Linked DNA regions of Homo sapiens: region 2 is linked to region 1. A link is a loop called in an ENCODE intact Hi-C map of the cell type or tissue named here. Cell type or tissue: CD4-positive, alpha-beta T cell. All regions are shown on one strand. Each heading gives the region's core, and the rest is flanking DNA. Links, peaks and the distances in the headings are about the cores only. Region 1 holds the start of LINC02390 (long intergenic non-protein coding RNA 2390). Region 2 overlaps LOC105369649 (a long non-coding RNA gene).

Region 1 (14,905 bases), core at 3,544-11,543:
CAAGTTGCAGTGCCCTGTTTGAGTCCGAGTTAGTGTTAGTCGGAGATACAGTGAAGTCTAAGGAGGATGAGGAAGAGTGATTGGTGATAGCAGATAAAAGAAAAATGAATCAGTGGGATAAATGGAGATGACCAAGTTTGGCGAGAAGACAATACTATGAGAGAAGGTGTCCAGAGACAGAGTGAGACACAGATATAGGAACAGGATCCTGGGCCTTCCTGCTCCAGGAAAAGCATGGAAAAGGCAAGTTGTGAGGGCAGAAGACAGTCCCACAAGAACATGAAATTCAGTCATGCAAAGGGCTGGGAAGGCAGAAACACAGTGGTGAGAGTGAGCCAGAAAGGAGATGTGGGGAGCAAGGACTCATGGCAGAGAAGGCCCTGGTAACCAAGATAAGAAAGTCAACTGTGAAGGTGAACTAAGAACACATGATGGATGAGTGGAAACCAGGGGCCAGAAAGTCTTTGAAGGCAGAAGATACAAGGCAATTTGTGGGCAGGAGGGAAAAAAGTAGTGAAAATGTGCAGGCCAATGTGAGAGGGGCCTGTGATGGCAGAGAGGAGGCCAATGATGTGAGTAAAAGGAGCACTGCAGGAACCGGACCCAGTGTGACGTTATGAGAAAATGAGAAAAACTGAGATGGTGAGGGAGAGTCAGAGCCAATATCGGAACCAATGATGAAAGGCCTCCAAAGAGAGGTCAGGATAAGAAGACAGAATAAAGGCGAGAACTGGAGAGAGCTCAGCAGTGGGTGGGGATGGCAACTGGACCTCTGGAGTGTCAGCTGGGAGAGTGGATGCTGGAGGTAGAGGAGGAAAAACCCAAAAATTTGTGAATGAGAGCTAGACCTGTGTGGTAAAAGCTTCCAATACTTCTTCCCACACAGAGGGCTGCCTTCAGTGCATACATCAGGTCACTGAGGTAGGACAAGTTAAGACAATCTTTTTATTTTATAGCTATTATGAATGCCTAGGGACTCCAAAGAGAAACTTTGTATAGTAACACCCAGTACAAAGTATGTAATCCAGGAAGTGACCAGCCCGATGTGTGCTATGACCCCTTTGAACCTCCCATGATCACAGTCCTTGAAGTAAGACTAAGAACTAGTCGTTCTCTAAGTGACGCAAGTAAAGTAATAGCTAGAACAGAAGAAAAGGGGTCCCCAAAAATGTAACCTTAAAATTTGATGCCTGTGCTGCTATTAATAGTAAACAGCATAGGTTAAGATGCGGTTCTCTAGATTAGAAAAAAAGTTACGCAGCAGAAAATAAGTACATCTGTCAAGAATCATATTTATGTGAGATGTGTCAATACTGGTCTTGTGTCATTCATTTAGGCTACTTAGAAAGAAGATAAAAAAGATCCTGTTTGGCTCCAAAAAAGGAAAAGTCAGCCCCTCCTGCATGAGGAGGAGCTGCAGCCCTTTAGAATTGATAATCACAAATCCCTCAGACCCAAAGTAGAATAAAGGAAAATATGTAACATTAGACATTGATAGAAAAGGACTAGATCCTAGTGTAAATATCCTAATAGAAGGAGAGGTTCAAAGATGCTCTCCAGAACCAGTATTTCAGACTTTCTATGATAAACTAAATGTGCCAGTACCAGAGACTCCAGGAAAAACCGGAAATTTGTTTTTGCAGTTAGCCAAGCATGTAGCCCAGTCTCTAAATGTCACTTCATGTTATGTTTGTAGAAAAACTGTAATAAGAGATCAATGGCCATAAGTAGCCCGAGAATTAGTTCCTACAGACCCAGTTCCTGATGAATTTCCAGCCCAAAAGAACCACCCTGACAATTTTTAAGTTCTAAAAGTCTCAATTATTAGACAGTATTGTATAGCTAGAGAAGGAAAAGGATTCACTCATCCTGTAAGGCAGCTTAGTTGTCTTAGGCAAAAGCTGTATAATGATACCACAAAAACAGTTACATGGTGGAGTTCCAATTACACAGAAAGAAATCCATTCAGTAAATTTCCAAAGCTGCAGGCTGTTTAGGCCCACCCAGAATTCCACCAGGACTGGATGGCCCCCACTGGGTTATACTGGATATGTGGACACAGAGCTTATGCTAAGCTGCCTGATCAGTGGACAGGTAGCTGTGTAATTGGCACCATTAAGCCATCTTTCTTCTTACTGCCCATAAAAACAGGTGAACTTCTGGGCTTCCCAGTCTGTGCTTCCCGTGAAAAAAGAAGCATAGCCATAGGTGATTAGAAAGATAATGAATGGCCTCCTGAAAAAATCATACAATACTATGGACCCACCACTTATGCACAAGATGGCTCATGAAGATATCAAACCCCCATCTACATGCTCAACCGAATCATACAGTTACAAGCTGTTTTAGAAATTATTACTAATAAAACCAGTTGAGCTTTGACTGTTTTTGCCTGGCAAGAGACTCTTATGAAGAAATGCTATCTATCAAATAGATTGGCTCTCGACTACTTGCTAGCAGCTAAAAGAGAGGTCTATAAGAAATTTAACCTTACTAATTACTGTCTACACATAGATAATCAAAGGCAAGTAGTTAAAGACATAGTTAAAGATATAACAAAACTGGCACATGTACCCGTGCAAGTGTGGCACGGACTCAATCCAAGAGCCATGTTTGGAAATTGGTTCCCAGCAATAAGAAGATTTAAAACTCTTCCAATAAGAGTAATAATAGTAATAGGAACTTGCTTACTGCTCCCTTGTCTGACACCTGTATTTCTCCAAATGGTAAAAAACTTTGTCGCTACCTTAGTTCACCAAAATGCTTCAGCACAAGCATACTATATAAATCACTATCGATCTATTGCACAAAAAGACATAAGTAGCAAAAATAAGAGTGAGAACTTCCCCTAATAAAAAGTGAGAGTCTCAAATGGGGGAAATGAGGGAAGAGAGAGACCCTCTCATATTGTTTTATATTGTTTTATACTCAGTACCTGTTTTAAGAAAAAAACAACAAGAAAGTAAAACCAAAGACAGGCAGCCCAGCACCAGGCCCGAAACCAGGCCTGGGCCTGCCTGGCCTAAACCAGATTTCATTTGTAGATTGCATTGTTCATGCTTGGCTAAAGCAGAACAGTATTATGGTGCAACAGGCACTAAAAAGAACTATAGGAAGATGTGAGTTTGGAGGAGTACATGGGAGCCTCATCATATAGTAACTTGTGAACCACAGGGAAACCTTCACGTTTTACTGAGTGAGATAGGTAGTTGAAAATTAGTTAAAAATCAACTCATAACTTAGAAACCGATGTTATTCATAGATTCCAGACATTGTATAGAAGAACATTGTGAAACTCCCTGCCCTGTTCTGTTTCTCTCTGACCACCGGTGCATGCAGTCCCTATCATGTACCACCTGCTTGCTCAAATCAATCACGACCCTTTCATGTGAAATCTTTAGTGTTGTGAGCCCTTAAAAGGAACAGAAATTGTGCATTCGGGGAGCTCAGATTTTGAGGCAGTAGCTTGCCGATGCTCCCAGATGAATAAAGTCCTTCCTTCTCCAACTTGGTGTCTGAGAGGTTTTGTCTGCGGCTCATCCTGCTACAATATAGTTTTTGTTTCTCATATAGTTATTAATTTGTCTAAACATTTCAATAGATGGCAGGGTCCTTTTTAGTCTTCTGATTCTGGGTTTTATTAATAGTTGTACTTACATAAAAAAGCTTTATGTAATTCTATCAATCGATTAAAAAAAGAAGTTGGCAAAATTCAGCAAACATTTATGATTAAAACTCTTGGAAGCCTAGGAATAAAAGAGAAATTACCTTAATTTGTTAAAGACTATCTGTAATAAACTACAGATAACCTCATATTTAATGGGGAAAGATTTGAATGCTTTCTCCCTAAGATTAGAAAAAAGGCAAGGTGGCCACTCTTGCCACTTTTATTGAATATCACAATAGAAGTTTTATTTAGTGCAATAAAACATGAAAAATAAATAAAAGGCATACGGATTGTAAAGAAAGAAATAAAAAGATTTCATTTGTAGATTGCATTGTTCATGCTTGGCTAAAGCAGAACAGTATTATGGTGCAACAGGCACTAAAAAGAACTATAGGAAGATGTGAGTTTGGAGGAGTACATGGGAGCCTCATCATATAGTAACTTGTGAACCACAGGGAAACCTTCACGTTTTACTGAGTGAGATAGGTAGTTGAAAATTTGCCATAAAGACTTACATCGTTAGACTTACATTTTTATAAATTCATTCTAAATAATGTGTGCAGAATAGACTATGGGGATGAGGAGACAAGTACAAGGACACTGGTCAAGAGCCTATCACAATAATCAGGTGAGAAATGAAAATGGCTTAGTTTGGGTTGGCAGCTATTTTTAAGGTAGATATATCTTTACCTTAAAAGTAAGCTATAGGGTCTTGCTATGTTGCCCAAGCTGGTCTTAAACTGGCCTCAAAAGGTAGAGAATATCTGGATATACTCTAAATTTATCTAGATGTATTGGATAGGTAATATGAAATGAAAATCAACTAGTAAGATGTATTCGATAATGATAATACTGAGGGAGAAGCTTGCATGAAGTAAAGACTAGGCTTTCAGCTTGAGTCATGTTAAGTGTAAAGTGCCTATTAACTATCATTGTAGGAATGTCAGGAATCCAGTTAGATACTTTAGGCTGGAAGTCAGGGGAGAGGCTAGGTCTAGAGAAATAAATGTGATTGTAAGCAGCCCATAGATGAGACCAGAAGACATTGCCTAGGAAGTAAGCACAGATAAGAAGAGGTACAAGGACTGGGGTATTCCAAACTTTAGGGGGTGGAAAAAGGAAAAGGAACCACAAAAGAAAGCTGAGAAGGACCACTGCAAAAAAAAAAAATAATAATAATCTGGGGTGGGGAGAGGGTTTCTTTTAAAGAAAGAATATCAGGGAGGAAGCAATCAAGTATGTGAAATTCTACTGATAGTTGAGTACGGTGAAAACTAAGAAGAGATTTTTTTTTTTTTTTAAATAACTTACTCTCTGAAACCAGGCAAAAGCAAAATTTTCACAGAAGCTTAATAATATGAAGTGGAAAAGCTCTAAGTAGCTTTAATGAAGAGCAGTTAACTCCACAATCAGCTTGTTTGACCAAAGCTTTTAGATTAAGTAGCCAATGCAATTCTGAAGGTAGAAACAGAACACCAACCTTCTCTGGAACCCAGAATAAGTATAAGCCAGAAAATTACCCATTGTTTCTCTTAACAGTTCTGGCTTGAATGTGAAATGGGAAAAGTTCCCTTATCCCCTTGCAGGGTGTGAGATGGGGGTGTGGCTGGCTTCTTCAGTGCCTCCCTGCTCAAACCTCTAGGGGAGCTTACAGGCGGGCAGGCTGTGGGGTTCAGATCCCACAGCAATGTCTAGGGGTGAATGTTTGCAGCTGAAGCCCCAGTAGGCATGTGTTACAGTGTGCTCTTTTAGTTTTGCTCTTCTAGTTTAGCCGCTCTAGGTGCCTTGTGTTAGTCAACTCAATTAGACCCCTGCCTTATCACAAGGACAGTGGACTTTCTGTATCCTGAGGTTCTTGCCTTGGTGTACTGGAAGAATCAGATCACATATGGGCTTGGAGAATGAGTGCAAGGTTTTATTGAGTGGAAATAGCTACCAGCAGATGGGAGAGTCAGAAGGGAGATGGTTTTCCCCTGAAGTCAGGCTGCTCAGTGGCCCAGACTGTCCTCCAGCTGCCCCAGCCAAACTCTGCATTGTTCTGTCAGTCAGTGGCCTACCAGCATGCTGGTGCCTGTCAGTGTGTTCCTCTCAATGTCCAGCCACCTATGTGTTCCTCTCCCTGTGTGTTCCTCCGCTGATGTGCTCCTCTTGATGTCCAGTTGCTTCTGTATCTGCCTTGCTAGGGTCTCAGGTTTTTGCAGGCACAGGATGGGGGCATGGCAGGCCAGGGTGGTCTTGGGAAATGCAACATTTGGGCGGGAAATACCTGTTCTCAGTTAGGTCCGTGAGTGTGGAGCCCTAGCCAGGACTAGCCAGGGTATGGAGCCCTAGCCAGCCATGTTCTTCCCTTCCTAGCACTCCCATATTATTTCCCCTCTCTGAAGAGGTGTATCTAACTGCCATGAGAATATGGACAATGACTGGTCTTAGCTGCTTCCCACTGACAGGGGGCATTCTTTTGGGGTAAACTGCTGTCGGATGCTTCCGAGAGGTCTACCTGGGGGTTCCTAGCAAAGCGGAGCCATCATCTGAGGCTCTGGTTGCCTGAACATTTGGAGTTTGATGGCTTCCAGGCATGAGAGAAAAAACAAGTTTTATAAGGTTAAGTATGCATGGGTTAAACATGTGTATTATTAAAGGAAAGAATTTAGTGCCAAATATTACAGACATAAGAAGAAAATATACTAACAATAACATTGTACCCCAAGTTGTTTCACTCTGTTGAAAGAAATGAAACCTTGCACAGGAGCAAATAAACTTTACCAGAGAGATAACTGTTCTTGAAATATCTTTAGCAACTAACAGGTGTACCCTGGGAATTCTAGGGTTTGTGGGGTTGCATGGTGGCCATTAAAGCTTTTGCTCTTTTGCGTATTTCCTCTCTCTTCCTGGGCCTCCCTGTCTGTATTATAAAAGACCAAGGTAGCCACTTTCAGGAGGTCCTCTAATGTACTAGCTGATCCCAGGGATCGTTTCTGCAACTTCCTCCTGATATCAGGAGCTGCCTGAGTAATAAATTTATACTAGCCTTCCACTATGCACACCTGAAAGTGTGTGCTTCTCCAGTCTTCCATCTCATCATTGGGATGCCATTTAGGGTCATTCACTGGTACTGCTTCTCTTCCAGTTGGAGAATATTCGTCCCCTTCCCTGACGCTATATGTGATACAAAGCTCATTCCTAAATCTCTCTGCTGCTTGCAGAGTGGACTGTTTCTCAGTGTCCATCAGGGTCTGATTCAAAAGTAACATAATGTCTTTTCAAGAGAGTTCAAATATTTGGGTGAAATTCTGGAGAGCCTCTATCTATAAGGGTCATCTGAAAACCTGTCAATATCCTCCTTAATTTGCTTTAAGTCCTGTAGGGAGAAGGAGACCTGGACCTTACTGGGCCCAAATTCACTGGGCATCTGTTGGAGGGGCAGGAGTGAGACTGGGGCTTGTTTAGAGTGAGGATTTCTAGGAGGGGGCAAGTGAGAGGCTGAAGCTGGATAGGGAGGTTGGGATAGACCTGGAGGAGCAGGGCTTGAGGGAGCTGGCTCCCCTGTTGGGGGTGCCTCTGGGACTCATATCTTTAATTCTCTAGGCTTGCCCCTTGCAGCCTTCCCTAAGATGGCAAACAGGAGGGCTAGATCTATCTTACATTGTTAGCCAAGGTCTCGATTGCCTTGCAAGATATAGAAAGCCTGCATATATGTGGCCTCAGACCATCTGTCCTCATGTCTGCAGAAAAGTTCCAACTGCCAAGTGGTATTGAAATGAATGGTTCCTTCCTGAGGCCAACTCAGTCCTTCCTGTAAATCATAATTTGGCCAACCCTTTGTGCGTAGGGCTATGAGGTGTTTTTCCTCCAGATTCTGAGGGTCAAAGCCGTCCCAATGGTTCAGGATACACTCCAGAGGAGTATAAGCTGGAAGTGGTGAAGAGAACTGGTTGCCCATTCTGAAAGACAGGGAACAGAGGTGTCCATCATTCTCTTCTTTCAGCAAATACTCAGGGTGTGATGGAGAGAGAAAGCCAGTGTCCCCCTTCACTTTCCACCTTTTGTCCCTGAGACCCAGTGACCTTGACCTTGGCAAGTGACATAGGTACCAATGCGGTAGGTACCCATGAAGTAGAGAAAATCCGGAGAATAGGAGTTAACTGCCCTTATCTATGCCTTCTTTTCTCCCTGCTGTTGGCAAACTTTGAGTTCCCTGGGCCTGTTTATGTCACGAAGCAAGGCCTCCTTCCATGGGGTGGAGGTTTCAATTGGCAGAAATTGGCTGCCCATTTATATTGTGCCCGTTGCCTGGCTTTGGATCCCTCAGACCTGGTTTTCCTTTTTAGGACCTCAGCCTGAAGCTTGGAATCAAGTTTGGGACTGAAAAGGCGTTTCAGAAGCTGTTTGTGTCCATTTAGAGAGTCTCAAGTATGCCCTGCTGAATTTGCAGTTCTCAGCCAGCAGGGGTCGTTTCACCGTTAACTTCCCTATCAGAAACAGTGTTAGAATGGGGAGCCCTCTCACTTAAAAAACAGAAAAATAGCTTAAGGGGCAAAAATGGGAGAGATTCTGAGGGAAGAACCACTTGCTTAGTGCAAGTGGGCCCTCCTAATCCTTATAACTTTCCCATTCTTCCCCCAGTTCAGACCAGATTTAATTCCTTGGCCAGGGGAGGGAATGTTCCATTGGCACGGCAGGTAAGAAGCACCTTGTACAGTCCTGGTTACTGCCCCAGCTTCCTCCCACCCTCCTCGTGGCTGCTGAACTTGGCCTTTGCCTGCTGTGGGCACACCCAGGCACCCGAAGTGGGAGGAAAAAGGGTAACGGGAGGTGCCCTGAGCCATGTGTACCTGTGGCTGTCGACATGGAGGCATACATGGCACCTCCAGGAACAATTGGTCTGACTTGCATCTTTGTTGACTGAGCCAAATGCTCATTTTACTTAGTAAAATTGCTGCAGCCTGTAACAAAACTCTTAACACTATAAAGAAAGAGATAGCCATTTTGAACCATGTGAGAGAGAAAAGAGACAAAGAGAAAACAGAGCATCTTACCCACAGAAAGAGAAGTGGCAGGGTTTTGGAAGAAAAGCAGACCCCATAGTTTTGTATTTGCTCATACTCAACTTCTGAGATCCTGGAAAAGCCCCCATTTGAAATGGGAAAAGTTCCCTTGCCCCCTTGCAGGGCATGTGATGGGGGTGTGGCTTGCTTCTTCAGTGCCCCACTGCTCAAATCTCTAGGGGAGCATACACAGACAGGCAGGCTGGGGAGCTCCAACCTCATGGCAGTAGGGCAGAAGTGGAGCCCTAGCCAGAGACCACACCCTCATCTACCTAGCACTTCCCTTCCCCCACTGCATATCATTTAAAGGGACCATGTTCTTCCCTTCCCAGCACTCCCATATCAAATGTATGTGTAAACATTTAAGAAATCTTGGCTTTAATTCTAATAAAATGATAAAATTACTATGTAATTTTAGATGCTAATACTTCTAATTTTGTATAAAACTTTTATAATCTTTATCCTTCATAATTTTTAGATTGGTGAGATTTGCCAGAACTTTAAACTGGTATCTACTGCATGCCTACATCGTAATTTTATTTAGTCATTTTACTAGAATTAAAACTAAAATTTCTGGTACTCCAATTAACCCTTCAGCTTTTTCAAATGAACATAAAATACATCTATGCACATAAATTAGAAAATCTAGAAGAAATGGATAAATTTCTGGACAAATACACCTTCCCAAGACGGAACCAGGGGAGAAATTGAATCCCTGAAAGACCAACCATGAGTTCTGAAATTGAGCCAGTAATAAATAGCCTACCAACCTCCCCAGAAAAGCCCAGGACCAGATGGATTCACAGCTGAATTCAACCAGATGTATAAAGAAAAGCTGGTACCATTCCTACTGAAACTATTTCAGAAACTTGAAAGAAGTGACTTCTCCCTAACTCATTCTATGAGGGCAGCACCATCCTGATACCAAAACCTGGCAGAAATACAAACAAAAAGACAACTTCAGGCCAATATCCTTGATGATCATATGCAAAAATTCTCAACAAAATACTGACAAACTGAATCCAGCAGCACATTGAAAAGCTTATTCACCACGATCAAGTCGGCTTCATCTTTGGGATGCAAGGTTGGTTCAACATACACCAACCAATAAATGTAATTCATCAGATAAATAAAACTAAAGACAAAAACCACATGCTTATCTCAGTAAATGCAGAAAAGGCTTTCAATAAAATTCAATATCCCTTCATGTTAAAAACTCTCAATCTACCTGGTGTTTAAGGAACAGGCATCAAAATAATGAGTCATATATGACAAATCTACAGTCAATATCATATTAAATGGGCAAAAGCTCAAAGAATTCCCCTTGAAGACTGACACAAGACAAGGATAACCTCTCTCACTACACCTTTTCAACATAGTATTAGAAGTTTTGGCCTGGGCAATCAGGCAAGGGAAAGAAATAAAGCATATTCAAAGAGGAAGAGAGGAAGTAAAATTGTCTTTGTTTGCAGATGACATGATTCTATATTTGGAAAGTCCCATCATCTCAGCCCAAAAGCTTCTTAAGCTGAGAAGCAACTTCAGCAAAGTCTCAGGTTACAAAATCAATTTGCAAAAATCACTAGCATTCCTACACACCAGCAACAGGCAAGCAGAGAGCCAAATCACAATTGCTACAAAGAGAACAAAATACCTAGGAATACAGCTAACAAGAAAAGTGAAGGGCTTCCTCAAGGAGAAGTACAAACCACTGCTCAAAGAAATCAGAGAAGACACAAACAAATGGAAAAACATTCCATGCTTATGCATAGGAAGAATCAAGATCTTGAAAATGGCCGTACTTCCCAATGCAACTTACAGATTCAATAGAAAAATACCTATTTTAAAATTTATATGGAATAAAATTTATATGGAATAAAAAAGAGCCTGAATAGCCTGAATAATATTAAGCAAAAACAGCAAAGCCAGAGGCATCACACTACCCAATTTCAAACTATACTACAAGGCTACAGTAACCAAAACAGCATGGTACCAGTGCAACAACAGACACATAGACCAATGGAACAGATTAGAGAATTCAGAAATAAGACCACACACCTACAACCATCTGATCTTTGACAAACCTGACAAAAATGAGCAATGGGAAAGGATTCCCCTGTAAATAGTGCTGGGAGAACTGGCTAGCCATATGCAGAAAATTGAAACTGGGACCCTTCCTTATATCATATACAAAAATCAACTCAAGATGGATTAAAGACTTTAGTGTAAAACCCAAAACTATAAAAACCATAGAAGAAAACCTAAGCAATAACATTCAGGATATAGACACAGGCAAATATTTCATGACGAAGATGCCAAAAGCAATTGTAAGAAAAGGAAAGATTGACAAATGGGATCTAATTAAACTAAAGATCTTCTGCACAGCAAGAGAAACTATCAACAGAGTAAACAACCTACAGAATGGGATAAAATTTTTGTAATTCATGCATCTGATAATGATCTAATATCCAGCACTTATAAGGAACTTAAACAAATTTACAAAAAAAAAAGACCTCATTAAAAAGTAAGCAAAGGACATGAAAAGACATTTCTCAAAAGAAGACATACATGTGGCCAACAATTATATGAAAAAAAGCTCAATATCACTGATCATTAGAGAAATGCAGATCAAAACCACAATGAGACACCATCCCACACCAGTCAGATGGCTATTATTAAAAAGTCAAAAAATAATAGATGTTGGCAAGGTTGTGTTGAAAAAGGAATGCTTTTACGTTGTTGGTGGGAGTGTAAATTAGGTCAACCATTGTGGAAGACAGTATGGCAATTTCTCAAAGACCTAGAGACAGCACTACTATTCGACCCAGCAATCCAATTACTGGGCGTATACCCAAAGCAATATAAATTGTTCTATAATAACTACACACGCACACATATGTTCATTGCAGCACTATTCACAATAGCAAAGACACAAAATCAACCTAAATGCCCATCAACGATAGACTGGATAAAGAAAATGTGGTACATATACACCATGGAATACTATGCAGCCATAAAAAGGAACAAGATCATGTCCTTTGCAGAGACATATATGGAACTAGATGCCATTATTCTTACCAAACTATCACAGGAATGGAAAATCAAATACCACATGTTCTCACTTGTAAGTGAGAGCTAAATGATGAGAACACATAGATACCTAGAGGGAAATAACAAAAACGGGGGCCTACCAAACAGCAGAGGGTGAAAGGAGGGAGAGAATTTAAAAAATAATGGATACTAGGCATAATACTTGAGTGATAAAATAATCTGTACAATAAATCTCCATGACATGTGTTTACCTATGTAACAAATCTACAAATCCTGCACATGTATCTCTGAACTTAAAAGTTAAAAAAAGCAAATGAACATAACTTAATCCCTATTCCTCTCTATATGAAAATTGTGAAATAACTGTGACAATGCAGCAACATTTTCACAAGAAATTGTTCAAGGCCTTGGAGCATAGAATATGTAATATTTGTGAAGAAAGTGTCATAATTATATACAGAAAATATTTATTGGAAGTTCTCCTTGTGCAATTAAAATTCTAAAGATGTAAAAATCAAGTATTTCATATTAATAAAATATTAAAGTACTATGAACTTACCATAAATTTGACTCTGATTTGGCAATTACCTAAAGAAAATACAAGATATGTCTTGTAAACTAAATGATTCATCATTGAAAATAAATGTTAACACATTGTTTAACATCACTAGTTTTCTAGCTCCTTCTTTCAACATAAAATAAGCTTTAATGTAACTTATAAATGTATTCAATTAAAGAGTAACATTAAGGTGGAAAATATCATACATATGTTCACCTTGCTACTAAAACACAATACATAGAATATGTTGAGGTCTCCACTGTAGAATACGCAAGTCAATAAAATCAGCAAATAAAATTGACAAAAGGTGACTATTTCTCATTAAAAAAAGAAAATCATTTACACTTTGTCTTAAAGTTTTAAAGCAGGATATTCCAGTTTTAAGACAAAGAAATGACAAATATGTATACATATATATATATATGCGGGCAAGTGTTCTTTTGACATTAAAAGACCTAGGACAGGCTGAGCTCAGTGGCTCACAACTATAATCCAAGCACTTTGAAAGACCAAGGCAGGTAGATTGTTTGACCCCAAAATTTTGAGACCAGCCTTGGCAACACGGTGTAACTCTGTCTCTACAAAAAATTCAAAAATTAGTCAGGTATAATGGCACATGCCTGTGGTCCCAGCTGCTTGGGAGGCTGATGTGAGAGGATCGCCAGAGTTTGGGAAGCTGAGGCTGCAGTGAGCTATGATCATGCCACTGCACTCCAGCCTGAGCAACAGAGTGAGACCTTGTCTCAATAAATAAATAAATAAATAAATAAATAAATAAATAACCTAGCACAAATTATTTTAAGAGTGTGTGTGTATGTGTGTATATATAAATATTTTTTACAAATATCCTCCAGTAGTATGAAGTTGATTAGTACAATGGAGGAACAACATTTAACAGCTGTCTTATGCCTTAAGGGACATAAATCTTGATTGTCCATTCATAGATATTGTATTTAAAGGAACAATAACTTTACTCTATTCAATTTAGTAGCAACTTCTCCAGAATGGATTGCAGTCAGAAACTGTCAGATCTCTTTTGGGTGAGAACTTTGGAACGTTAAAAATTCTGTCTCTTAAAAATGAATGATGGTCAGGTAGTTGGATGCAGTAATTAGGATTTCTGTTTATTATAAGTAGAGATAATTTTTCTGGGTTGTCTACTAGTTTAGTTATAGAACAAGTCTTCTCTTCCTCTGTGTTGATTGGAACCTTGGCAGATACACCTTCACTGATTTTACTGAAATTTACTGTTCCACTAAAGTAAGGGTAAAAAGAGAAGGAACAGAATAGAAAACTTTCAGTCTTCAGATTTAATGCTACCAACTCATTAGCAGACCCAGTTTTCAGAGTTACTAGAGGAGTAGAGATGTCTACAGATTTCTGACTAATGTCATCATTAGTTTTCTTTTTAAATTATGCTGTGGAGGAAAGTTAGTTATTTTACATAAGAGAGAAAGGGTTTGCTCTGAGAGAAGCAGCATATAACTTTCCACCTCTATATTTTAATGTACCTTTTGAGTAGGGTTAGGAGCAGTGTTGGTGATATGGGTGGGAAGCAGGGAAATACTGGGCAGAAGAGGGCTGTCCCAAGCAAGAGCCACACATCCTCAAGCCTGGGATCACAGACCAAAATGAGAACATGCATTTCCTGCTTTCCCACTCACATGTTGCTTTTTGGCCCACCCCACACCCCATCCTCTACCCATAAAAACCACAGGCCCCATCACCAGAGTGGCAGAGCAGCAGAGCAGCGGAATAGCAGAGTGACAGAGAAAGAAAGAAAAGAAGAAGCAGCCGGATGTCAGAGAGAAGCAGTTTGAGCTCAGAGGGACAGCTTGATGGTGGGACCTCGGAGAAGAGTTTGTCTGAACTCCAGGGGAATACCACCTTCCCATTCCATCCACTTTCCAGCTCCCTATCCCGCTGAGAGCCACTTCCATCCCTCAATAAAATCCTCCACATTCACTACCCTTCAATTTGTTTGCATGACCTGATTCTTCCTGGACGCTAAACAAGAACTGAGGTACCAAGAAGGCAGGTCCAAAAGGCTGTCACCCTGACCCTCCACTGAGCTGTTAAATACTTGTCATCTGTGGATAGAAAAGCTAAAAGAGCACACTGTAACACTCACCCTCTGGGGCTTGAGGGGTCATGGGAACTCCCCTAGATGTTGCCATGGGGCAGCACAGAGTTCTACTCCTGCTGGCACACAGAAGCCCTCATCCTGATCCCTACACCCACTCACCTGTGAGTTTCCCCTCCCATGAGGGGTTGAGAGCTGTGGGCTGAGTAAACAAGCCAACCCCTTTGCAACTCCTGCAAAGAGGCCAGGGAAGTACCCCATTTCATCAACACTCTTGGCAGGTGCCAATGTCCTCTCATCTTTTCTGCTTTTGCAAGAAAAAAAAGAAATTGATTTTTTATGTAGATTTGAAAACTTCTAGGTTTTAACTCCAAAATATTGTTTATATCTCCAAATTTAGCACAAATGGAGTTGTACCAGTCTCTCTCATTCTGGAGTAGGTTTTAGAAGATTAGTCAATGCACCTTCAGCCATGCTCAGTGCACTGTGTGCCTGATGCT
Region 2 (15,455 bases), core at 3,564-11,563, 380 kb after region 1:
TCATTCAGAGGTGAGCAGCTGTCAGGCACGAGGTGCATAAGCATCCAGCCCCTGCTCCCCTGGGGCTGGCTAAGCCCAAGTCCTTTGCACTTCTAGGAAAAACTCCTGCTCCTTGTGTGTACTTTCCTCTCAATGCTCATTCCCGTGCCCATCTTTCTAAACGGCATCACTAGATCAAGATTTGGCCTCCCGTGGCCACTCTGGGGTATATTTGATTTAAACAAAATTCCTCAATTGAGAGGTGCCTTAACAAGAAAGGAAATAAGATTTCTCAGGCCCAGTGAGTAGTAGTTGTTGGTTGGTACGCAGAGGATTCCAAATGACATTTGGAATAAAAAATCTTCTCATTAGTCCAGGTACAGTGGCTCATACCTGGACAGCCAGCATTTTGGGAAGCTAAGGCACAAAAATCGCTTCAAGTCAGTTTTAGTCCAGCCTGGACAACATAGGAAGATCCAGTCCTTACCAAAAAAAAAAAAAAAAAAAATATATATATATATATATATATATATATATATATATATATATATAAATTAGCAAAGCATAGTTGTATGTATCTGTAGTCTTAGCTAATCAGTAGGCTGAGGTGGGAGGATCATTTGAACCCAGGAGTTGGAGGCTGCAGTGAGCTATGATGGTGCCACTGCACTCTAGCCTGCATGACAGAGTGAGGCCCTGTCTCCAAAAAATTTAAAAAATATTGTCCCAAAAAATACTTATCTGACCAAACATAATGGGCAACTCAGCAAACTGAAGCAACAACAAACTAAACTCATCTTCTTAGGAAACCCTCCCCTTCCTTGTCCTCCAGCTGACACTTATATACAGGGGTCCTTCCTCCCCTTTTCCATTCTGATCTCTTTCCTGCTTTACCTTTGTCCTCTCCTCCCTCTACTTCTCCTTGTCCAGACCCCAAATCCTCCCAACAACTTTCCTAAAACTCCAAATGCCCAGTTGCTTCTAAAGTTCCTTTTGTCCTGTGGACAAGTTGTGCAGGCAACTGTAGAAGTTAAACTTTGGACCTAGCTGAATCAAGACCTACAATTAAAAAAAATTTTTTTTAACCAAGAGGAGACCAGTGAATATTCACAGAAGATTACAGAATTATTTTGAGTGCACATGACTCAAGAGTTACCTGATGCTATGGACCAAATGCTTTTGTCCCCCTCAAATTCTTATGTTGAAATCCAGTCCCTTATATGATGGTCTTTGGAGGTGAGACCTTGGGAGGAGGTGATTAGATTATGAAACCAGAGACCTCATGAATGGGATTAGTGCCCCTACAGAAAAGTCTCCAGAGGGCTCCCTCATCCCTTCTGCTATGTGAGAACACAGTAAAAAGATGGCTGTCCATGAACCAGGAAGCCAGCCCTCACCAGACACTGAATCTGCTGAAGACTTGATCTTGAACTTCACCATCTCTAGAACTGTGAAAAATACATTTCTCTTATTTATAAGCCACCCAGTCTTTGGTATGCTGCTTTAGTAGCCCAGACTAGCTAAGACATCTGACATATCAAGTGGCATACATAATTTCTGGAAACTCTGATGCTAAATTCTTGATGCCAAAAGGTGGTAAGATCTGACTCAGAAATGAATCCATATGAGCCTTCCTTCCACAATAAATCTAAGAGTCAAAAAATGCCAAATATAGGTCAAAGACCTCTAAAAGCCATACCTGAAAGATTTACAATAATGATTGTAATTTAATCACACAAACAACCACAGCAAAAAGATGAAACTCTGAGGTATTTTCAGGATAGCCTCAGCAATGCTATCTGACAATATAGAGGGGTAAAGAAGACATGGAAATTTTCATTAAAAAGTCAAATTCTTTATTTGAAAGTTATTATATAAATTTGAAATCTTATCAATATGAATAAGTGTTTGGGCAGGATGGAGGCATGGAGACCCCAGGGCACAGCTGCTAGTCTTGGAGGCTTTGGGACCTGTACCCTATGGAGGCTGCACCCCCTCCAGATACCTCCGCCCTCCTGACAGCCAGAAAGAGCCTGTTTTGGGCAGCATATTGGAGGACCTGTTGCAGGAAGTCAGGGACCCCGAACAGAGGGACCGGCTGGAGCTGTGGCAGAGGAACATAAATTGTGAAGATTTCATGGACATTTATCAGTTCCCAAATAATACTCTTATAATTTCTTATGCCTGTCTTACTTTAATCTCTTAATCGTGTTATCTTCATAAGCTGAAGGATGTACGTCACCTCAGGACCACTATGACAATTGTATTAACTGTACAAATTGATTGTAAAACATGTGTGTTTGAACAATATGAAATCAGTGCACCTTGAAAAAGAACAGAATAACAGCAATTTTAGGGAACAAGGGAAGACAACCATAAGGTCTGACTGCCTGCAGGGTTGGGCAAAAACAGCCATATTTTTCTTCTTGCAGAGAGCCTATAAATGGACGTGCAAGTAGGGAAGATATTGCTAAATTCTTTTCCTAGCAAGGAATATTGATATTAATACTCTGGGAAAGGAATTCATTCCTGGGGGGAGGTCTATAAATGGCCGTTCTGAGAATGTCTGTCCTATGCAGTTGAGATAAGGACTGAGATACGCCCTGGTCTCCTGTAAGTACCCTCAGGCTTATTAGGGTGGGGAAAAACCCTGCCCTGGTAAATTTGAGGTCAGACTGGTTCTCTGCTCTCGAACCCTGTTTTCTGTTGTTTAAGATGTTTATCAAGACAATATGTGCACCACTGAACATAGACCCTTATCAGTAATTCTGCTTTTGCCCTTTGCCTTGTGATCTTTGTTGGACCCTTATCAGTAGTTCTGTTTTTTGCCCTTTGAAGCACGTGATCTTTGTACCTACTCCCTGTTCTTGCAGCCCCTCCCCTTCTGAAATCCTTAATAAAACTTGCTGACTTTGAGGCTCAGGTGGGCATCATGGTCCTACCGATACGTGATGTCACCCCCAGCAGCCCAGCTGTAAAATTCCTCTCTTTTTACTCTTTCTCTCTCTCTTTATTTCTCAGCCAGCTGACACTTATGAAAATAGAAAGAACTTACATTGAAATACTGTGGGGGGGGTCCCCCGTTAAGGACCCTAGCCCAGATGCTCAGCTGAAATCAGACCTCAGTCCCTGAAGAAAGAGGTGGCCTCTGGGAGCAGGAGGAGCTGCTGGAGTCCCACCCTGCCTGCTCCTTCACCTCCTGTCAGGAAGCCTGCCATGAACAAGGCAAAGCCTGCACCAAGTATGAGAAAAAGGGGCAGTTCCCAGACACACGGGGTCAAGCCTGTCCCCTGGGAAGCCTTTCAGAGAGGCCCAGGAGCTGGGGTCGCATGCTCTGCTCTCCATCTCCGTGACAACTCCTATGTTCAGGATCTGGAGGAGCACGGGGCTTGGGGACAGGGGCCTCACCAATTGCTGCTTCTCTTCAGCCTCCTGCTGCAGGGCTGAGGCGAGAGGTTGCAGCAGATGCTATGATGTCAGGTATCTCCTTGCTGGACTGATTCTCACAGTCCCAGGACAAGGGCAAGAAGGCTCTGGAGGTGGCTCTAACTGCAGCACTGTAACTGGAAGGTTCTCATCCCATGCTGACACTAACTCAACAGCTAGCACTGGAAATGCTCCTACTTCTGGATATGGATCAGAGCTGGGAAAAGAGATAGGATTACCATCATCGATCACTTTGCACTGGTCTTTCCAAACACCAAAGTGAACTCACTGAATTTAGGGGAATTCCAGCCCCAAAATCCCACACCTCAGAAAATCTTCCAGACTGCAGCCACCTCACTATCTGCCTCTACCTCTCCCTCTATCTGATGGGCTCCAGAGGCTTCATCCAGGCAAGAAAAATGTGCAGATGCTGCGGCAGCTTTGATCCAGGCCACTTGACCTACATGTAGGTCACCTTAGGCTTGAAGGATGGAAAGCTTGGGGGCTGAGAGAAATCTACAGAGTATTGATCTGGCCAAGTGGCCAAAATGAAAGAGAAGGTGCTGGGGGCAGGAAGTGGGCATCAGAGTCAGAGGCCTGGTCTTTCCTCCAGCACGGCTCATCCACAGCACCTGTGTGCTGCTGCCTGTCTAGAGGACAGCCCCATCCCAGTCCAAGCCCTTTGTGCTGTCCTGGCAGGGACAGACCTGGTCATAGAGCAGGACTTTACAGACAATTGTGGATCTCAGCTACCCACTGACATTCTCCTCCTGTAGGCCCAGGGCACACAGCTTCGTGTACCTGGGCACCAGGACTGTGGCTCCAGGCAGGCGTGTGAGCAGGTGGCTCGTCACTGCTTCAGGTCTGGGCCCCCTGGTGCTGGGGTTGGGAAAGGTGGATGTGGGAAGGAGGAGGACAAGCAGAGCTGGGAAGTGACTGTGCTGGGCATGGGTCTTTTGGGGGCCGGCTCTGACTCCAACTCCCCTCTCCTTTGACAAGGACGTGAGGCCCCATCTTCAGCTCACCTTGACTTCTTTCCTCTTGCAGAAGCCCCAGACCTCAGCCATCTTGGAGGAATTATGAGGTGTATGAGATCCAGAGTTCCGTCAGTCTCTCCCCAGCCACAGGCCGTATAATCCCCTCATCCTTTTGGGGTCCCAGGAAGTCCTTCTTCTGGACCCAGAGTCCACCCACTTTAGAGTTGGTCCTGGGATCTGTCATCCTGCTCAGAATCTGGGAGGAAGTGTTTATACCTAGAGGAGGCCAGGAGGGCATTGCATCTCCCACTCTGTGGGCGTGCCTTGCTTTCGATGTCTCCAGTGAGGATCTGACTCCCTGGATAGAATGGAGTTGAGGCCCAGGGGTTGGCATCTGCTTTGTTTGTTAAAATATGCTAGTCATCTATAAAAGTGCCTGCACAAAGTAAATGCTTAACATATGTGTGTTTAGTGAATGAACACCAACCAGAACCTTCCTAGATAACTGAGCGTGCCTGGGGCCTCTCTTCTAGCACGCAGGGACTTGTATTCATAGACTGTATAAAGAGCATTATCCCAGCAAATCCTCAAAAACACACCCTCATTTTAGAAATGAGCAAACACAGGCTTTTGGATGTAAGAAGGCAGCTCCAAAACTGCTCACGGGAACTACTGTGTGACTTTCCCTCTCAACTCCCCGAGGCTTGGTCTGCGCTGACACGGAGGAAAAGGACCTGGGGAGGCCTTGTTTCCTCCTCTGTTTTAGAGACAGTGACACAGCAAAAAACTAGAAGAACCCTTTGGACTTAAAGCCAATAACTGCTTCTTTGTTTAACATAAAGGCAGTCTTGAGAAACAGCTACCGCAATTGCAGACCCGGCAAAGGGCCCAATGCCAGGAGACTCATTGGGTGGGAGAAAGAGCCCATCACAGTGCCACGGATCTGAGCGATGACTCAGGGAGGAGAAAATCCAAGTGGGGACTATACAGCCGAAAGGTGACACACACATATCAGCAGGGAAGCTGGAAATGAAAGGATCAATGGAATTTTATTTGTCACGCAGACACCGGATTGACAAAATATTAGAAGACTTGACACCCAGGGGTGGCTGGATGCTGGGAAGCAGCTACATTCAGGACTGCTGGTGGCAATGTATCCACAACAGCCCTTTTGGAAAGTCATCTGACTAAGCCATGAAAATGTCATGTATGCATATTCCTCACCAAGTAACTCCTTTCCTGGGAGTCTGTCTTCTGCAAGGCATTAGTATATGTTACAGGATGAATTTTGTCTACTCTTCAAAGTTCATGTTCATGTCTAACACCAGTGCCTCAGAATGGAACTGTATTTGGACATGTGGTCCATAAAGAGGTGACACAGATTACGTTCATTAGGGCGGGCCCTAATGCAATATGACTAAAGTCCTTATAAGAGAGGCAGTAAGGACACAGTGAAGCACCAGGGAAGGCCCTGTGACCCAGAGAGAGCTGGAGACCATCAACTAGCCATGCAGAGAGGCCTCAGAGAAACCAATGCAGCCCACAGCTCCATGTCCAATTTCAAGCCTTCAGAATTGTGAGAAACTGCATTTCTGTTGTTAAAGCCCTTCAGTCTGTGGCACTGTATCATGGAAGTGCTAACAAACTGTCATGGCCTATTCTGAAAAGCATCAGATACCGCTACAAGATAGCTGATGTCGAAATAGAATTTTATCATGTGAGGCTCCGGCAGCATTGAGAGGCCTCCCTTATTGAAAGTTATGAAGACATATGAGGACACAGCTCCTCTCCGATGGTGCTATGGGGGTGAGGTCTCTGAGGTGACATATTGCAGACAGATGCATAGAGCAGCTGAAGGCTCTTTTTGTGTGACACCCCCACCCTTTGTAAAAAAGAACCTCCCCAGTAAGACTGACAGCTTGTAAGGTTTGGAGGCAGTCTGGCAGGACAGTGGAGCTGTCTGCTACAGGAGACACCTGGGGTAGGTTGTTAAAACAATAAAAACAGCAGCAACATGCAAAGATAATCATAGCGTTGTGTAAAGTGAAAACAACACAAAAGCACTTCCTCTGATCTTCCTAAAAGTAGATGAGCAGGGACTTTCCACCTAAACAAGTTGCCACTGGGTACTAATGGAGGCCAGATTCCTTTGGGAGGGGACTGTGGGTCACTCAAGTGGGAAAGCCGAAGGACAGAGCCCAGGGAGTCCCCATTTGTGCGTCTGAGTCATGGGCCACCCTGGACTTCTTGAGTCTCTGTCTGTGGAGACCCCTCTGTGCCTGCTCTCACCCTAGCCCAGCACTGGCCGTGGTTGATGGCATGTTGCACCTGCCCTTCGTTCAAGGAGATGGTGTTGTTGAACCCATCTCCTGCATGGAGCTCTGCAAAGAGAGTGCCTGGCATCAATGGCCTGCCTGGCTCTTTGAGGTTTATTTTATAAAGCTAGTAATCCCAATCATGAGAATTCCACCCTCAGGACCTCATTACCTCCCACCTCCTAATATCATTACATTGGGGGTTAGGATTTTGCCATATGAATTTTGGAGGGGGGAGATATTCAGTCTATTGCAACTGTTATGCTTTTATTATCCCCAAAGCTGCCATTTTTCTGCTGTTCACTCTCTTCTGTTTTTCCTCCCCCAATCTCTCAGTCTCTTGTTTCTCTCTCTCTCTCTCTCTCTCTCTCTCTGTCTCTCTCAGTCTCCATTGCATTCCTTAAACTGGGGAAGCGAGTTCTGCTGTTATGAGGTGCTCTATGTACAGGCTTACATGGCAGAGGCCAAGGGAGTGCCCAGGCCAAGAGACGGGGAGGAATTTACGCCCTCAGTCCACACTGAGTCCTGCCAATACCCACATGAGTGAGCTTGGAAGTTAATCCTTCCCCAGTCCAGTTTCAGTTGAGACCACAGTCCCAGCCTCAGGAGAGGCAGTGAGGCAGAGGCATCCAGCTAAGCTGTGCCCAGATTCTGCTGGACACAAATTGTCAGATATTAAGTATTTGTTGCTTAAAGTTGCGAAGTTTGGAGGCACAATGTTGTCAAAGACAAGCAGATCTCTACCCTCATTTCCCCCGACTCCTCCCTCCCTCTGCTCCTCTCCCCCCAGCCTCCCTGCAGCCACACTGTCCCCTTTCTAACCTCCTCTGCCAAACTCAGGTCCACCTGTGAGGCTGTGCCCCAGGGTGGCTTCTTTCTGACACCGCTGTCCCTGACTTGGGCAGCGTTGGTCCCCCATTGTCATTCTGGCCATGGCATAAATGTCACCTCAGTGAGGCATTTGGATTCTCCCCACACAGTGACTCCCCGGCCCTCCCTCCCGTCATCCTACCGTATTTTTATCACAGCACCTGCTCTTTTCTTTCATGTGGACTTGCTTTAGTGGTTCTGTGCAGGTCTCCTAAGACTGGGCTCCTGGGGTGGAGAGGGACTCCTTTGCCATTTTCAGCACCAATGCTGAGCCCACCAGGCCACCTGGCACAAGGTGAGTGCTCAGGGCAGAGTCGCTGAGTGAATAAGTCAGCACGGGGAGAAAGTGATTAAACCCCTTCCTGCTTCCGTTGTCCTCATAATGTGGGGATCATTGATACTAACAGGAGGTGCCTTTCTCAGGAGGCTATCCCGGAGCTCCACCTGCTCCAGCAAAGCTCCGTGGGCACCAGGGACATGGGAGGCTGCTGCCCCCTGGTGACCAGTACTAGCACTGCAGCCCCAGGCAGGAGCATCACAGAGAACAGGCACATGCATTTGGACTTTATTAAAACTAAGAACTTCATCAAAAGATGCCTTCAACAAAATAAAAAGGCAAGAACAGAGTGTGAAGAAACATTTACCATTTTTGTGACAAGAGCCTGACATGTAGGATGTGGGACTAACTCCCATCAATTAAGAAGAAAGGCGACACACTGGGGAGAATGGGTAAACAATCCGGACATTTCCCAAAGAGTGGCCAGACAGCCAACAGGTGTAGAGAAAGGTGCTGCACATTCTCCGTCATCAGGGAGATGCAGATTAAAACCACAATGTGATACCACTATGCAATGGATAACATTTTATTTGAAAAACAACATCGAGTGTTGCTGAGGGGGCTGAGCGACTGGGACTCTCATATGCCGCTGTGTGTGTAAACTGCTACAAACACCCTCAAAAGCCCTTTGATAATATTTTCTAAAGACGGACATATACATTCTATGGCCCCACAATTTGACTCAGGTATAGATCCGTTAGAAATGCCTGCATCTGTTCACCACGCAAAAGAACGTCCACAAATGGCCAGAACTATGACAGTTAAGGGAGGTAAATTCTCAATAGCGGAGCTGTGAGTTAATTTAGTTTCTCCTTAGACTATTTTTCTCTTTTCTACAATACATCATTATTTAGCACTTTTCCAAACTGGAAACAACTCGCATGTACATCAATAATAAAAAGAATACATGAAATATATATATACAAAAGTCCTAAAATATGATATTGCATATATAGACGCATATAATAAAAGCTATACAGAACTGAAAGTGAACTATAGCTGCCTTTAGAAATACACGTGAGACTTTCAAATATAATAAATTATCCTGACAGAGTTTATTCTGTACCATTTCATTTAATAAAATTTTAAACTAATATTAAAATTAAAATATTAAAATTCTCACTTCAGAAGTGAGAATATTTGTTATCACTGGAGACTCTTCTCCAGCGCAGTGGCCTGAGATGACAACATGAGGGAACTCCTAGAGGGCTGACGATGTTCTGTTTCTTATGGGTACTGGTTACTGGGTGCACTTGCTTTGGACAATTCATTGAGCCACGCACTTATTATTTCCATATTTTTAGGCATACGAAATGCTATGCTATGCTATGCTTCAACACACAAATTCACAGAATCAACCTAAATGCCCATAAATGGAAGACTGGATAAAGAAAATGTGGTGCAAATACACCATGAAATACTATGCAGCCATAGAAAAAGAATGAGATCATGTGCTTTGCAGGAACGTGGGTGGAGCTGGAGGCCATTATCCTTAGCAAACTAAGACAGGAACAGAAAACCAAATCCTGCATGTTCTCATAAGTGGGAGCTAAATGATGAGAACACATGGACATGAAGAGGGGATCAACAGACAATGAGGCCTAGCAAAGGGTGGAGGGTGGGAGGAGGGAAAGGAGCAGAAAAAATAACTATTTGGTCCTAGGCTTAGTACCTGGGTAATGAAATAGTCTGTACATCAAACCCCTGTGACATGAGTTTACCTATAAAATAAACCTGCACATCCACCCCTGAGCCTACAATAAAAGTTTTTTTAAAAAAACAAATTCAAGCAATTGGATCTGGACTTTCATTTTTCTGGTTAATCCCAAGGCCAGCAGGCATAGGGGTTGGTTCAAGACTCTGGCATCGTAGCATCTAGATTCCTGTCCTGGGTATCACCACTTCCTATCTCAGAGATCTTGGCCACGGTACTAACTCTCCAAGCTCCAGTTTCATTATCTGTAAAAGGAGTTAATTATGCTTCCCATTTCATAGTTATTCAGAGGATTAAATCCTCACAAGAAATACTAGCTCTTGCGGGACTTCATGTTGTTTTTTGTTCTATGAACTATGGAGAAGACAGATGATGACCTGTGGTAAAGGAAGGAGAAGCATGAGGTTCAACCCAAAGATGTTGTCAAGGTGAAATGTAGACAGGGCCTCTTGGCTTGAACCGATAAATACAATCTATAGTTGTAAATTTTGAGGCCATCCATTAATAAATCCTCCATTCCTCCCACCTTTGTCTATAATTTTGTTAATAACGCTCGATGACATCATCAATCAGAAGATAGCCCAGGGCAGGGTCTCCCCTGAAATTCTCCCTCCAGGTGACAGTGATCCATTAAGCAGCCTGCTATGTGGCAAGAAGGAAAACGGGTTTGGATGTGTGTTGCTGCCACAGCAGCAGCTAAGAGCCCCAGGGACTTGGCTGCTGGCAGCATCCTCTACCAGAGTTTTCCTTCGACAGTGAGAAGACTCCCGGAGTCCTTAGGAGCCAGGATCTGGCTGTCGGGAGACAGCATTCATTCATGCATTCATTCAGTCGTTCTTCATTCATTTGAAAAAACATATTGAAGTCTTCTACAGGCTAGATGTGCTATGTCCTTATAATAAAGGTCAATAGGACACAATGCCTGCCCTCAAGGAGCTTGCCTGTCTAATAGAGAGTAATATCACAGCCAGAAGGACTCTATGAAAGAATCCAGCCAGGTCATGCCACTCTTCTGCTCAATACTCTGCGATGGCTCCCATGCTCCTCAGAGTAAAGTTCAAGGTCCTTCCCACAGCCCCATAGGACCTGGCCACCCCATAGTTCTTGTCCACCCCCCGTCCTCTCCCCTGCAGCCGCACCGCCCTCATTTTCAAACACAGCAGCCAAGTGCGCGCCTGCCTCCAGAACCTTGCACTGTACTTGTCTTTTTTTGTCTAGATGCTCTTCCCCCAAACACCTACCCTCCCTTCCTTGCAAGCCTTTCCTCGGAAGACACCTTCTCAGGGAGGCTTTGTCAAGCCCCACCCCATCTAAAATTTCAACACTCCCCAGCACTTCATATCCTCTTCCTGATTTATTTCTTCTTCTCAGGACATCTTCCTCTCTAATATTCTCTACCCTACTTACTAATCTTGTTTAATTGCCATCTCTCCCACCAGCATGTAGGCCTCTGAGAGCAGTGGGGAGCTGTGGATTATTTTGATGTGGTTTTGTTTGTTGTACCTAGAACACTTAGATTAGTGACTAATACAGTATATAGAAACTGGGAAAAGGAAGGAAGGGAAGGGAAGGGGAGGGAAGGGAAGGGAAGAGGAGGGGAGGGCATGTTCTCCTTACAACTCGATCCGACTCCCCTAGAAGAGGGGGCAGGGAAGGAGGGCAAAGCTAGGAGAGTTGAAGAATATTAAGAAGAGAATAAGGTAGCCAGAGTTAGCAAATAAAAATATAAAATGCCTAGTTAATTCTGAATTCCAGATAAAGAACAAATAATTTTTTAGCATAAGTATGTCCCAAACTAAGAATGGCACAAGACATATTTATGCTAAAGAAATTACGTATTCTCTAATAATAAATTATTTTCTCCAATGCACATTGATTTTGCATACTGTATTTTATCTGGCAACCCTAAAATAGAAGGACTACCCCCGTACTGCTTCACTCCAGCTGGACTCTTATCCTCTGTGACTACTCTCCTACCTTAGGAAAGATCCAAGTGGCCCCTTTCCTCCTCATCGCCATCCCTTGCCCTGCACATCTCGTTTTCCTGTGTCGCAGCAAGTCCAGCGCCTCCAAGACTTGGCTCTTCTCTCCCTCCTCAAACCCTTAAAAGAAAGGGCCAAGTCTGAACTCTTTGCCTTTGAGTCGTGGAGACACCAAAGATATTTAGGTTATAAGTCAAAGGGGAGAGGGAAGTCACATAGGTCCCACGGGCCTCAGACCTGCCACGTGTCCTCTCCCTAAGTCTCAAAGCTTAAGAAGACAAACCTTATGCGGCAGGAAGTGTTGGTTATAGCTGTTTTGCCACTCCTTCTGGTTATGTTATTTCTGTTCTTCTGATACTACAGCCCCCCTAGGTCATGAATTTCTCTGTCCATGCTAAGTTTAATATCTCTGCTCAAACCTTGTTAAACTGCCTCCAGAATAGGAAACTCTTCTTCCTGGCCTCATAAAGCTTGGAGCCCTCTCCAATGTATGTTACAAAATTTCTCTCTAGGCTTCTCAGAGGATTATAGGCTCCGCCTTAAAAAAGGCAAACTCTGGACACTCTGTGGAGTAGAATGGCCAAAGTTTAGAGTCAGGTGCACCCCCGCCCCCAGAAGGGTCACTGAACCTCGCAATTGTTCAGACTGTGTGGCGGGTTGTTGCTGGAACTCCCGGTCACCCCGATCAGTTTCCCTACATTGATCAATGGCTGAGTTTGGTCCGGAGCCCTCCTCCACGGCTCCGCTCATGCGCCATTCATAATTCTACCTCCAAGGTCCTTTTGAGCCAGACCTCACTTTCGCCTCGACCCTCAGCCGGCTCGGCTCCTCCTGTATTGCCTCCTTGTGAGGAAGAGGAAAGTTTCCTTCACCCAGTTCCACCGCCTTATAACCCTCCTGCTCCCTCAGAATGTTCTCTTGTCTCCTGCACTACCTCCCCTGTGGGCTCTCCACCTATTGCCTCCTGATCGCGGCCACGGCAGGAGGAGGTAGCCCCCCTCCTCCCGCTGAGGAGGCACAAGTCCCTCCGGGCGATAAGCACTCAGGCCCATTCTTAGTTTATGTCCGCTTCTCTACTTCTGACCTGTACAACTGGAAGACTCATAACCCCCCCTTTTCTGAAATGCCCCAGGTCTTGACCTCACTGATGGAGTCCATGCTCCGGACTCACCGGCCCACCTGGGAGGACTGTCAACAGCTCCTTTTAACCCTTTCCACCTCTGAAGAGAAGGAACGTACCCGAAGAGAGGCCAGAAAATATTTCCTTACATCAGACGGTAGACCAGAGGAGGAAGCTCATAACCTCCTAGAGGAGGTTTTCCCTCTACCCGGCCTAATTAGGATCCAAACTCCTCAGGCAGGAAGAGAGCTTTAGATGATTTTCACCAGTATCTCCTTGCGGGTATCAAAGGAGCTGCTCGAAAACCCATAAATTTGTCTAAGACATTTGAAGTTGTCCAGGGACCTGATGAGCCACCGGGGGCGTTTTTGGAACGCCTCCAGGAGGCCTACCGGAGTTACACCCCTTTTGACCCGGCGGCTCCCGAGAATAGCTGTGCTATTAATTTGGCATTTGTGGCTCAGGCAGGCCCTGATATTAAAAGAAAATTACAAAAACTGGAAGGATTTGCTGGAATGAACATTAGCCAACTTCTAGAGATAGCCCAGAAAGTTTTTGACAATCGAGAGTTTGAAAAGCGAAAACGGGCAGCTCAGGCAACTGAAAAGGCCGCCGATAAGGCATCCAAAAGACATGCGAAAATCTTAGTGGCGGCCATCCAGGAAGCCAAGAAGGAAAGGCCCCCATCACAGAGGAATGGCCAGGGAACCCCAGGTCCCCGCCAGAAAGGCAAGAAAGGCGAGCAGGCTCCCCTGGAGAAAAACCAACATGCTTATTGCAAGCAGACTAGACACTGGAAAAAAGAATGCCCATTAAAGCCAGAGGAAAAACCAGAAAAGAAAAATTAAGTCCTCACCCTCCCCGCAGCGGAGGAGTCTGATGACTGACGAGACCGGGGCTCCTTCTCTCTTGGCCCCCAGCAGCCCACGGTGACCGCCACAGTGGAGGGCCATGGTGACGTCCGGTAGCCTACTTGTCTTAAGAGGCTAGACCCTGTGGCCTCCACCAAGTAGCCAAGTTGTCTGTGAGCAGTAGCAGCAACAGCGAGCCTGGTCCAGGAAGCTGATAAACTGACTCTGGGCCAAAATTTAACCCTTACAGGTCCTCATGCTGTAGACACTTTACTATGAAGTGCCTCTGGCAAATGGATGTCAAATGCCCGCATCCTGCAGTATCACAGTTTACTGTTAGATCAGCCTCATTTAACTTTCTCTCCCACAAGATGCTTAAATCCAGCTACCTTGCTCCCTGACCCAGACCTTACCACACCTGTCCATGACTGCCAAGAACTGTTAGAGACTACGGAAACTGGCCGACCTGATCTCCAAGACGTGCCTTTAAAGGAGGCGGATGCCACTGTGTTTACAGACAGTAGCAGCTTCCTTGAGCAGGGAGTTCGAAAGGCTGGTGCTGCCATCACTACGGAGACGAATATACTGTGGGCCCAAGCACTGCCAGCAGGTACCTCGGCACAGAGGGCTGAGTTGATTGCCCTCTCTCAGGCCCTCCGATAGGGTAACGACGAACGTATTAAAATTCACACTGACAGCAGGTATGCTTTTGCTACTGTGCATGTACATGGAGCCATCTACCAAGAGCATGGGCTACTCATCTCAGCAGGAAAGGCTATCAAGAACAAAGAAGAAATTTTGGCCCTGCTTGAAGCTGTTTGGCTCCCTCAACAGCTGGCTGTAATTCACTGCAAATGACATCAAAAAGAAGACATGGCCATTGCCTGTGGTAACCAAAGAGCAGACTCTGCAGCCTGGGAGGCAGCTCAACTCCCAGTCACGCCTCTGACTCTGCTGCCTGCAGTGTCCTTTCCGCAACCTGACTTACCAGATCACCCAGAATACTCCCCAGAGGAGGAAAAATAGGCTTTGGATCTTCAGGCCAGTAAAAATCAGGAAGATTGGTGGATTCTTCCTGATTCCGGAATCTTCATACCCCAAGCTCTCGGGGAAACTTTAATCAGTCGTCTGCATTCTACCACCCATTTAGAAGGAGGAAACCTGGCCCAGCTTCTAAGGAGCCGTTTCAAGATCCCCCACCTTCAGGACTTAGCGAACCAAGCAGCTTGTGCCCAGGTGAACGCCAAGCAAGGTCCTAAACCCAGCTCAGGCCACCGCCTCCGGGGAGGCTCGCCAGGAGAAGGTAGGAAATTGGCTTTACAGAAATAAAACCACACCAGGCAGAGTACAAATACCTTCTGGTACTACTAGACACCTTTTCTGGATAGACTGAGGCATTTGCCACCAAGAACGAGACTGCCAGACTGCCACCACGGTAGTTAGGTTTTCACTCAATGAAATCATCCCTCGACATGGGCTGCCTGCTGCCATAGGGTCTGATAATGGACCGGCCTTCACCTCGTCCATAGCTCAGTCAGTCAGTAAGGCACTAAACATTCAATGGAAGCTCCATTGTGCCTCTCGATCCCAGAGCTCTGGGCAGGTAGAACGCATGAACCACACCCTAAAAAATACTCTTACAAAATTGATCTTAGAGACCGGTGAAAATTAGGTGAGACTCCTTCCTTTAGCCCCTCTTAGAGTGAGATGCACTCCTTACCGGGCTAGGTTTTCACCTTTTGAAATCATGTATAGGAGGGCTCCGCCTATCTTGCCTAAGCTAAGGGATACCCATTTAGCAGAAATCTCACAAGCTAATTTATTACAGTACCTGCAGTCTCTCCAACAGGTACAAGACATCATCCAGCCGCTTGTCCGGGGAGC

What was found. Peaks named below come from ENCODE experiments on the same cell type or tissue, not always from the same donor. Only the 100,000 strongest peaks of a DNase experiment are listed, where the experiment ranks them.
Region 2: it touches region 1 in a loop (8-fold over the local background); 54 of 110 quality-filtered maps call a loop at or near these places.

What each region holds. Positions count from the first base shown.
Region 1 is chr12:9,701,575-9,716,479 of GRCh38, reverse strand. LINC02390 (long intergenic non-protein coding RNA 2390) reads right to left here and starts at 13,096. Exons shown (of 2, transcript XR_931347.3): 1 at 12,323-13,096; 2 at 5,562-7,608. It also overlaps a transcript of CLECL1 not described here. RefSeq lists enhancers at 2,931-2,980, 3,031-3,080, 3,091-3,260, 5,675-5,764, 14,259-14,308 and a silencer at 8,832-8,931. In CD4-positive, alpha-beta T cell, for the core only: CTCF peaks have their summits at 7,931 and 8,136 (motif pointing right); DNase peaks (open chromatin) are centred at 8,109, 8,932 and 10,169; H3K4me3 peaks cover 628 bases; H3K27ac peaks cover 1,245 bases.
Region 2 is chr12:9,323,934-9,339,388 of GRCh38, reverse strand. It overlaps LOC105369649 (a long non-coding RNA gene), which reads left to right. Exons shown (of 3, transcript XR_007063205.1): 3 at 4,453-4,537. Among named protein-coding and RNA genes, the nearest start is that of LINC02367, 36 kb to the left of the region's middle. In CD4-positive, alpha-beta T cell, for the core only: CTCF peaks have their summits at 7,857 and 8,057 (motif pointing left); a DNase peak (open chromatin) is centred at 8,048.